Linked DNA regions of Mus musculus: region 1 is linked to region 2. A link is a contact called in ENCODE Hi-C or POLR2A ChIA-PET data. All regions are on one chromosome and are shown on one strand. The core of a region is the stretch at or near the end of the contact, and the rest is flanking DNA. Distances in the headings are between cores, read along the strand shown. Region 1 overlaps Ergic1 (endoplasmic reticulum-golgi intermediate compartment (ERGIC) 1). Region 2 holds the start of Ergic1 (endoplasmic reticulum-golgi intermediate compartment (ERGIC) 1).

The links. A loop is a pair of places that touch in the nucleus more often than their neighbours do. ChIA-PET counts read pairs that join two places held with the same protein, here RNA polymerase II (POLR2A).
Region 1: POLR2A ChIA-PET joins it to region 2 with 13 read pairs in Patski. The contact joins the enhancer-like site here to the promoter of Ergic1 in region 2. A Hi-C loop is called at or near these places in 1 of 37 maps with a recorded cell type or tissue (T-helper 2 cell). POLR2A ChIA-PET finds 5 or more read pairs at or near these places in 1 of 5 experiments (Patski).

Annotation. Positions count from the first base shown.
Region 1 is chr17:26,614,456-26,619,370 of GRCm38, forward strand. All of the region lies in intron 3 of Ergic1 (endoplasmic reticulum-golgi intermediate compartment (ERGIC) 1), which reads left to right. Among named protein-coding and RNA genes, the nearest start is that of Gm41553, 25 kb to the right of the region's middle. Within about 2 kb of position 2,401, at least 1 of the 3 ENCODE cell types and tissues checked has a DNase peak (open chromatin) inside an H3K27ac peak, as active enhancers do.
Region 2 is chr17:26,558,512-26,564,031 of GRCm38, forward strand. It overlaps Ergic1 (endoplasmic reticulum-golgi intermediate compartment (ERGIC) 1), which reads left to right and starts at 3,001. Exons shown (of 10, transcript NM_026170.3): 1 at 3,001-3,121. The coding sequence starts at 3,102. It overlaps 1700049J03Rik (a long non-coding RNA gene), which reads right to left. Exons shown (of 4, transcript XR_001782188.2): 1 at 3,579-5,520.

The sequences.
Region 1 (4,915 bases), core at 1,151-3,650, 55 kb after region 2:
CTTGCTGGGGTCCAGATGAGAAGAGGGGGCGATTTGGGAAGGGATGGAAGCCTTGCAACCGGCTTGCTTCTATTTCCAAGCATGTGACATCATAAAAGGGCTTTGAGCTCAAAGCCAAACTGAGCCTCACTCTGTGAATACCATTCACATTCCTTCGGGCCTGGGATGCCCAGGTTCACAGGCAGAGTAGAATCACCCACTCATCACCACTGGCCCCGAGTTTGGCCAGTGGGTTTCCATGAGTCCTTTGATGTTGTAGCTGGAAGGTGCTCAGACAACCCAGGTAGCTTCCTCACAGAGGGCAAGGTGGTCCTCCTGGAAGCCCCTCTCGTTTCTCAGGCCCACGTTCAGGAGTCAGCATGGGTTTCCTGGCATCTAATACCACAGTCATCCATCCCTGATTCCAGAATTAGTTGTCATCCCCAGCCTGGTAACCCTCCTGCGTCGGGTCCTGACCTCATGCTTCAAAGCCTCTTTGTAGCTGTGTTTACAGTTTGTGGAACTGTCATGGGGCTGGGCCCTGGCACCCCCTTCTCTTCTGCCCAGCCTTGGAATTTTCTCTTTCTACTCTTGGAATGTCTTGGTTTCCTTTGCTTCCTTCTCAGCCATGAGACAATAGGAAGCTAAAAACCGGCGTCATGGCTGCAGCTGGATCTTATTACCTTTGTCACCAAACAGCCCCTTTTTTATGGGGAAACTGAAGTTATATGAAGTAGCAGTACTTGCCCACAGTGATCAAGTGAGGTGGCTCCTGAGTTCTGAGAAGCTGGGTTCACCTGGTCTTAGCTCACATCTGGATGTAGCTGCCCACCTGTCACTGATGTGGGAGCATCTGCCCTGCTGTCACTCTGACACTGGTTTGGTTTTTTTTTTTTTTTTTTTTTTTTTTTTTGGTTTTTGGTTTTTTGAGACAGGGTTTCTCTGTGTAGCCCTGGCTGTCCTGGAACTCACTTTGTAAACCAGGCTAGCCTCGAACTCAGAAATCCGAATGCCTCTGCCTCCCAAGTGCTGGGATTAAAGGCGTGCACCACCACACCCGGCTCTGACACTTTTAACCCAGGGAGTTTCATGGGCCTGTGGAGAGAACAATAAGACATTAGAAGACCCAGAATCAGGATACTACTTGGCTGTGTTACCCTGACAAGTTCCTGAACCTCTCTGAGTCAAAGAAGTGAGAGTAGATCAGACTTCAACTCCACTTCCAGCTCTGGTGCTTTCCATGATAACAGACCATGTAGGGATCATCAGAAGTCCCCCCACAGTCCCCAACAAGTGACTGTGACCATGGGGAGCATCCTCTCTGTGTCCTATGGCTTTGGGCTTTGGCTGTGTGCTCCTAAAGCTGCTCTCTCACTACAGTGCCTCTGTGTCTGCTGGCTGTGGACACAAGCAAAATATACTGCAGTTATTCTAACTAACTATAGTTACCTTTGGGAATTCGTTTCTGGGACCCTCACTTCAGAGGTCCCAATATTTCAGTACAATAGGAGATTTGCATAAATATACATATCATCTACATAAAGCTACATATAATCCTCTTATGTACATTTTATTTTTTTCTGTAAGAGATTTGTTTTTATTTCATGCATATGAATGCTTATCCGCATGTATTTCTGTGCACTATGTGCATACACGGTATGTGCATACACTATGTGCATACACGGTATGTGCATACACTATGTGCATACACGGTATGTGCATACACTATGTGCATACACGGTATGTGCATACACTATGTGCATACATGGTGCCTTCAGCGTCTAGAAAAGAGGGTATCGAATCCCTCAGCACTGGAGTTACAGAGGGTTGGGAGGCTCCAAGGGATACTGGGAAGTGAACCTGGGTTCTCTGCTCGAGCAGCCAGTGCTCTTAACCGCTGAACCATCTCTTCTCTCCAGCCTTTTGGTTTTGTAGTTTTGCTTTCTGTGACAGAGTCTTACCAGGTCTTACTACGTAGCCCAGGCTGTCCTCCTGAGGACTGGAATCACACACAGTTGGATGTCACCACTCACAGTCTTCCTCTATCTACTTCAAACTGTCTTCATCTTACTTGAACATCTAATATGTCATTGCAATACCACAGGGGAGTAGTGGGACAGTATTATGAGGTGGATCGAGATAGTGAGGCTGGGAGAGGGAGGACACAGGACGGGCCTGGTGCTTTCTCAAGATTAAACGGGATGGTCTGGGTAAAGAGTACTTAACCCAAAGCCTGTGGACATTGTCACCTGACAGACTGTGTCTCTTGGTGCCTCTGTGTTTCCCCCGTAACACTTGAGGAAGCCTTAGTCAGCTCAGCCCAGTGAAGGCATGCCTTCAGCACTGAGGCATGGCCACATCCCAAGTGACCTTTGTTGTCAGAGCTTGGGCCTGCAAAGGCTGTGTAGCAGACTGGGCCACTCAAGCAAGCCCAGACAGTAGACTTTGCCCACTGTTTACCTAGGGCAGGGCTGTCAGAGTACAGTGTGTTCCCCATCATACCCCTCCCTGTGCAGGGACTTCCTCTTCCTACCTCCTGGATGCTGTGGTCCCAGGAGGAAGGAAGAGGGCTGAAGAGTCTCAAGCCTGGCCCGCTGGCTACTTGTTGCTGTTGGTGGGAGCCTAATGTCCCTCCCTTCTTGTGCTTCCTTACCATGGTACTGACTTGTCAGGGGTCCAGGCAGGCCCAAGACTTAACACTACAGCCTGGAAATGTTTGCTTTGCCCCCATTGGGCCCCTTTCTCTATGGAGGCAGCCCTGCCTGGAAAGCATATAGGTTTTCTCTATGGAGGCAGCCCTGCCTGGGAAGCATATAGGTTTTCTCTATGGAGGCAGCCCTGCCTGGGAAGCATATAGGTTAGGGGGAAACTGAAGAGGGGTTCATTCTCTTTCGGGAGGCCACTGGTCCTGTCTGATGACTTTGCTCCCACAGAGGGCCAGGGGATCCCCTCTTGCCATGAAGATGTTCATAACTCAAGGAAACGAGGTCATGGCGCAGCCCTGGCCTGTGGCTGCCAGTGACGTGAGGTGCTCCTTCTGGCCCCATAGAGTTAGAGGGAGGTGGGTTTGTTTGTGTGCTTGACTTCCAACCCAAGCTTTGGCCAGGCTGGTGACAATGGGGAAAGAAGGTGTCCCATGGGATTCAGTTTTAACATAATATCTCTTTTGGTGCTTTCTAGGTATTGTAATGCTAGTCTCATATGCCCAGGTTAGCATCTTCCAATGATTGCCTCAACATTTTATAAAACCCCTTGAAGTTTGTGGAGGAAACTGGGGCACCAAGAAGCTAAAAACCTGTAAGGTTCATAAAAGGGGCAAGGGAGAGCAGAGTCTAAGCCCAGGACCTGTGCACACCTACAGCGTGGGCACCCTACCCCGTCATCCCTCCCGTGTCTCTGCGGGGCATGTTTTAAAGCCTCAAGTCATGAAAGCCACAGCTTTTGGGTAAAAGTTATTGATGGTTAGGGACAGAAGCTTCAGCAGGCAGAGCTTGTTCTTATACAAGCTTGATGGCCTGAGTTGGGTCCCTGGGACCTACTCCACTCCACAAACTTGTCCCCTGACCTCCATGTGCGTACTCACACACGTCACACATACGCTCATTAGTGATAGTACATTAAAATTAAACTTCAAACCTATGGACTGGGAGACTCAAGATTCCCCTGTAGAATTAGGTGGCAAACTAGAAGAGGCCACTTCAGGAAGCAGGAGCTTGGAGGTTACCTTGAGTTGGTTCCTAAAACATCCCTGTACTGAGCCAAAATTGGGGAAACTAGGAGTTTATCCAAGAGAAGAGTGGGGGGCGCCATCCCGCCCAGCACCCCTGAACTGAGTCTCAGTTGTAGCTGGTTGGGATTAGACTGTCACCAAGAACATCCTCACCCTTAGCGATGGGAGGTTTAAAGGCTCCTGGGCACAGAGCGACAGATCATCCCTGAAAGGTGGGTCTGGGGAGGGGTGAGTGTGAGCCACAGACCCTGGTAAGGAGTCCGATGATTGCCAGGAGGAAGAGGGGTGGCTGGGCAGCTGGTTGTGGAGGGCATCCACCCAGTAGGCAGCAGCTGTGTTTTCCCTGTGTTTTAGAAGTCAGGGTTTAAAAGCCAAGGTTCCTGAGGCTTACTGGTCAACCCACCCGCCGCCTCATACACCTCCCCTCCCACTCCCACCCACCAGTCACTGCGGCCTCCATGCTGAATGGAAGTTTCCATTTGACCAGATTGTTAAGCATGGAGGCCAGCAACCTTGGGCAGGAATCTGAACTATTTAAGTGCTCTTCAAAAAACAAATAAAATTGTTTTCCATAGATGTCATCAGGCTCACGCCTCAGCCTAGAATCTCAAGGCCTTCGGCTACATTCCACCTACATCCCCCCTACCAGTACCTCCCATCCTCTCTCCCTACAAGGCCAGTTCTCACCTACCTCCTCCCCATGCTCTGGCTGGTGCCCCCCACCTGGAATGTAGCCCCATTCCTCCACCAGCACACACTCTTCCACTTCCTGGAACTTCTGAGAACCTAGCACCCACACTCTCCTGTGCACCCCACAAGTTTGTGTCCATTTCACAGAAGGTGCTCAGGAGTTTTCATTCTGGTTGGGGGTTGTGACACTGTGGCTTCCTCTGGTGTGACAGAGGAGGGGTTAGAGGGAGGTTTGCAGAACAGAAAGTCATTGGACCTAGGGAACCTCTATATCCCATAGGCCCTGTACTGGCTAGTTTTGTGTCAACTTGACACAGCTGGAGTTATCACAGAGAAAGGAGCTTCAGTTGAGGAAATGCCTCCATGAGATCCAACTGTAAGGCATTTTCTCAATTAATGATCAAGGGGGAAAGGCCCCTTGTGGGTGGTGCCATCCCTGGGCTGGTAGTCTTGGTTCTATAAGAAAGCAAGCTGAGCAAGCCAGGGGAAGCAAGCCACTAAAGAACATCCCTCCAT
Region 2 (5,520 bases), core at 1,751-4,250:
GAAAGAAAGAAAGAAAGGAAAGAGAGAAATGTGCCTCCTATACATGTGGACAGGAGCCTGATATAGCTGTTTCCTGAGAGGCTATGCCAGTACCTGGCTAATACAGAAGTGGGTGCTCACAGTCATCCATTGGACTAGAGGGTCCCCAATGGCCCTGGCATTCCCCTATACTGGGGCATAGAACTCTCTGGGTGGCTATGGAAACCTCCACTCAAATTGGGGGTGCAGTCACTAGCCAGTTAATCCAGTCCTGAGTTGTGTTAAGTTCTCCCAAGGAAAATTGTAGGACATTAGGTAATAGTGGACTGGCAAATTCTCTGTGCACTATTTGAGCAGTCAGGTGATTGGGCTGGACGTGAGTGTTACCACTGAGTTCCAGTGTAAGCGTTCAGCAATCCAAAACAACAGTAGTTCCAATAAGATGGATGCTTATTTCAGTCTTATATAAACACATAGAACGGCAGAGTGATAAGACCTGGGCTCTTTCTGTCTTGTTGCTTTGTTCCATGTGGTTTCCATTTGGTGGTTTGAGATAGTGGCATCCACATTCTAGGCAGCCAGCTGCATAAAGCGACACACAGGGCAAAGAGCATACATCAACTCTTCCTAAAGCCACCTTCTCCCTGCATTTCAATAACTTGATCACATAGACATGCCTAGCTGCAAGGGAAGCTGTGAAATGCAAGTTTCTATGTATCCAGCCAAAAACTGGGAGCTTTTTCTCTCTGTGTAAAAGATACCAACACCAGTCAGTCTTTTTGTTTTTGTTTTTTGTTTTTTCAAGACAGGGTTTCTCTGTATAGCCTTGGCTGTTCTGGAACTCACTTTGTAGACCAGGTTGGCCTCGAACTCAGAAATTCGCCTGCCTCTGCCTCTGGAGTGCTGGGATTAAAGGCATGCGCCACCACTGCCCAGCTCAGGCAGTCTTATCGTCATTTACTCTGCTGGGCATTGTTATCCTTGATCATGCTCAAGGGCACATCTGAGATTCTTTAGGAGAATCTGGGCTAAAGATGAGAATAGTCCCCAAGATGTCCAAGAGCTAGTCTCTGGATCATGTTCTAAAAAGGGAAGACATGAGATCAATTGCCCACACCATACAACTTCTGTTTTGGGTTTATCTGTACCCAGTGGTTCCAGAAGGTCCCAGGATGCTTTTTCTTTCTGCTGCTCCCAGGCTCCAGGACTGGCTAAAACTTTCTCATTTCCCATACATAAGAGCATGGGGTGCGGGTGTTTGTTGAATGAATGAATGAATGAATGACGAATGAATGAATGAATAATGAATGAATGGATGAATGAATGGAAGGGGGATTCCGGTTGTCAGAAAGAGAAGAACCTGGTGGAATCGCCCATCACTGCAGACCCTGAATCTTGCTGCCCGCTTATCCTTCAGGAAACCAAGGAGCTTTTTATGTCAGGACACTGCCTCCCTGCCCATCCTGCCTTTTGAACTTGGATCCCCACTTTTCTCCTTAAGTTGTTGTCTTAAATCGCAGCTTTGAAGAAGGCATCAGCAGCAGAACCCAGGGAAGTTCAGAAGTCAGATTTCCCCTACATGGGTGTCCTAGTTTGCTTTTTCTCTGCTGTGATAAACTCCCACCAAAGCAGCTCTGGGAGCAAAGGGTTTATCTGGCTCATACATCCACACGCCCTTCAGGGAGTGAAGTCTGGGTAAGTAGGTACTCAAGGTAAGAACCATGAAGCAGGGCCGGGCGTGGTGGCGCACGCCTTTAATCCCAGCAGAGGGAGGTGGATTTCTGAGTTCGAGGCCAGCCTGGTCTACAAAGTGAGTTCCAGGACAACCAGAGCTATACAGAGAAACCCTGTCTCAAAAAAACCAAACAAAAAAAAAAAAAAAAAAAAAAAAAAAAAAAAAAAAAAAAAAAAAAGAACCATGAAGCAGAAACTGAAGCAGAGACCTGTGGAGGATGGAAGGCTGCTAATGGGCTCCACTGCTCATATGCAGTAGCTTTCTGATCCCAGGATCCCATCCTAGGAATGTTGCTACCCATAGAGGGCTGGGCCTTCCTACATCATTACTTAGGAACTAAGAAAACTTTACACACATACAAGCCCTTAGGCTAATGTAGTGGAGCCATTTCTTCAATCTCTTCCAGGTATGTCAGATTGACAACTAAGACCAGCCAATCACAAAAAGTTTAGAGTTCAGCTGCCTCCTCCTCTAGCCCAGCAAGTTGAGGGAGGTTTTCCTCTGTACTTCTGTGTTTCTGAGAATGGAGGCTCCTAGGGGCAATCAGCGGTATGTTACCATTTCTAACCGTGCAAACTCAGAGCCTCTGGATAACCCTGCAAGTTCCTGACTTCAGGTTGGTAGATGCTCAACGAGTACTGGTTGGCATCAATCCCGAAGAAAGATGATAGAAGTGGCTAGCTAAGCCCAACTCTAACAGGTGGAGAAGCTGTCACTAGATGCCAGGCTGTTCACTAAAGCAGGGCCCCAACTACCTCCTTTGATACCTATGAAAAGTTGAAAAGTGGGATTAACAGTTATACAGATAGAGAAAGGGGTGGTGGTGGATCTCGGGAGCCAGATGGCTTTTCCTAAGAAGCAAGGGATGGGTGGGAGGTGGGTGGACTTTCTCAATCTAGGACTGCGTTGCCCATCCCCCAGTTTTAACCTTCACCCAGAACTAGCACCAAGCATGGACCCGCAATTTGTAGCATTTTTCTCTGATCTTCACAACGCAATGGCTTTGTTTTACAAGCACAAAACCCACTGCCTGAGGCAGAGCGATTTGTCCTGAGGCCCCACTTACGCTAGGAAAAAAGATCAGAGGCCAAAAAGAACCAAAGCGGGAGTCTTGGAGACCTGGGCTTGGGTAGCATCCCACTCTCGGGCCTTCCCATTCAGCGGGCCCTCGGGCCCCTTTAATGGGGCGGCGGAAGGGGCGGCCGGTGGATGTGGCGGCGCCCAATGGGCTGCGTGGAGCGTCACTTCCCGGCGGCGGGAGGCGAGTGGCGAGTGTCGGGCAGGCTGGCGGGGGCGGGGCGGCCGAGGAGGCGTTGGCAGCGGGCTCGGACCCACGCGGCGCTGCGGCCCGCCTGGCCTGCAACGCTCCCACCGGCTCGGCGGCACGATGCCCTTTGACTTCAGGAGGTGAGTGAGGCCCCGGGCCCGAGGCCCTCTGCAGCCGGCGACGACCACCCCCCACCCCCCGTTACGTGCAAATGCGACCCTGGTGCACTGTGCACGCCTCGGCAGGCCCTAGGGGACCGCGGCCTTCCTCGGGGTTCGAGCCCTACCCCCACCCCTCGTGCAGCCCTGGCAAGCCCTCGCACTCTGTTTTCCACGGCGCGGTGTCCCCAGCTTGCCCCTGACATCTTTCATTCCCCTCCCCCAACCTGGGAACCAAATCTCCTCCCAAATCCCAAATAAAAGGAGCTCAGGCATCCTCAGGCTTTCTCCCCAGTCTTCCCTAGTGGACCCTGTCCTGGCTGACAGGTGGGGCCGCGCGCCTGGCTTTGCCCGGTGGGATCTGAGGGCTGCAGCCCCATTCAATCTGGCAGCAGTTGGAGAAGCTTAGTTCTTCAGAGCCTGAGAATCCTCTACCTACCAGATGTGGAGGCCTGTTCCCGCAAGCCATGGGGACAGTGCGGGAAGAGGAGGATGCTGGGATCTCGAGGTTCTGCAGAAGGTTCTTTGCCTCCTGGAACACCATTGTATAGGGCCAGGCCTTCTGGAAGCCTGCATGGGAAGGGCCTCCCCACCAGACATTCCCTTGACATAAGACGCTCTGAGATGCTCTGGGCTGTTGGGATACTTTGGAGCAAAAGGATTAGAAGCCTGGCTGTACCTCTCTACCCAGCTGCTTAGTAGATTCTCAATGTTAGAAGCAAAGGCTTAGGGTGCAGCCCCTCACCGCTCAGCTGGCTAACCCCAGCAGGTGTCTGGGCATGCTCAAAATATTGGTTTCACCTCTTGCAAATTGGTACTAAAAATAAGGTCACCACCTGAAAGACAGGGATTGTAAGGCACCCCTGACCCAGTCTCCATCACATGGAACTCAGAAGTAGGGCATCTGTGACTGAGGAGATCTGTGAGCGCTCCCCACAGCCAGAGAACGGGTATTCCTCCATTGGTCACAGTTTCCCCTCATCCTCCCCCTCTTACTGATGTGTATAGAGGCAGAACAGAGTGACAACCAATCTAAAAACGGCCCAAGATTCGGATCATGTGGTGGCATATGGGCAACCTGGGGTCAGGGCCCAGAGAGGACATTGGTTTCAGACCTCTTAACCAGCCAAAGTGGTTTTTAGCTCACTCTGGGCACTGGTACTATCTGGCAAACCAGCTTCCTGCTTGCTTGAGGTAGCCCCGGGGTCCATACCTGGGCTTAGACAAAAGCATACAGACCATGGTAGCTTTGAACCGAGAGGGCTTTGAGCCAGTTTTAGGGACACCCATTACCACAGTGTGCCCATGCAGAAAGAAGGGCAGTGGGCACATCCAGGCCCCCCCCTCAAACCTCCCAGGGCTGACCGGAAAGGGTCCCAACCCTCCTGTCCCCACACGGTTCTGCAAGTCCTAGGGATTTTGAGTTTGTTAAAGAAGTAACTGTTCTGGTTACTTCATCTTGTCAGTTCTCTGCCCCGCCTGCATGCCCCGCCTGCATGCTGGAAGGGCTGGGCAGATCTGGGCTCCAGTTGGAAGTTTGGGGGCTGGGGGCAGGTGAGATGAAAAAAAAAAAAAAAGGAAAACAGCTGGGGCCAGCTTTAGCCTTGTCAGGGCCTGCTTATTACTGACTAGTTTAAGGCATTGATATTTAAGGAGCACACCGCTCAACTTTCGGCTGCTACTGCCTTGGGGCTTTCTGGATGTGTCTCAGGCCCTGAGTGCCCGGGTGCCACAGGGTTCCCACTAATGCCAGTTGAGAAAGTCCTTGCTTGCTGGGGCTCACTGGAGACCAGTAAGAATGGATTCCCCACCGTTCGATCTCCTCACGCAGGGTGAGCTGTGGGTCCAGCCCATGTCTTTCTTCTCTTTCAGACGTTGACATAGCAGAGCTCTAGGACTCACTGTGAAGGAAGGCTCCGCCGTTCTACAGACCTTTACCACATACAGGGCCACTCATCGGCTTGCTGAGGGTTGTACCCAGTGTTTAGCCACCTGCCACTTGGACTATCATTAGGGGATGGGTGGCATATGGCACAACCCTGTGGAATTGCCAGAGGAGTGTTGCATGTGTGGGGGGGAGGGGGAACGTGTCACATGACTGGGTTCTAGGAGTAGCCACTATATAAGCAAACTTGACATCCATCCCTTTGTCACTGAAGAGAGTGAATGAGTCTTCCTTTTAAACCCTGGTGAGGGTGACCCCTCTGGCAAAAGCACTTTGCATGGATATAGATAAAGCTGGAGTCGGAGTTTGGCCTATTGGCATTGAAGCCTTAGCTCTGGGGCACAAGGGGAATCTTGAAAAGCCACCACTTTGTCAAACCTTTTAATAGTGGGGAGCACAGGGGGCGTACAGTGATTAGAACATCCCCATTTCCCAC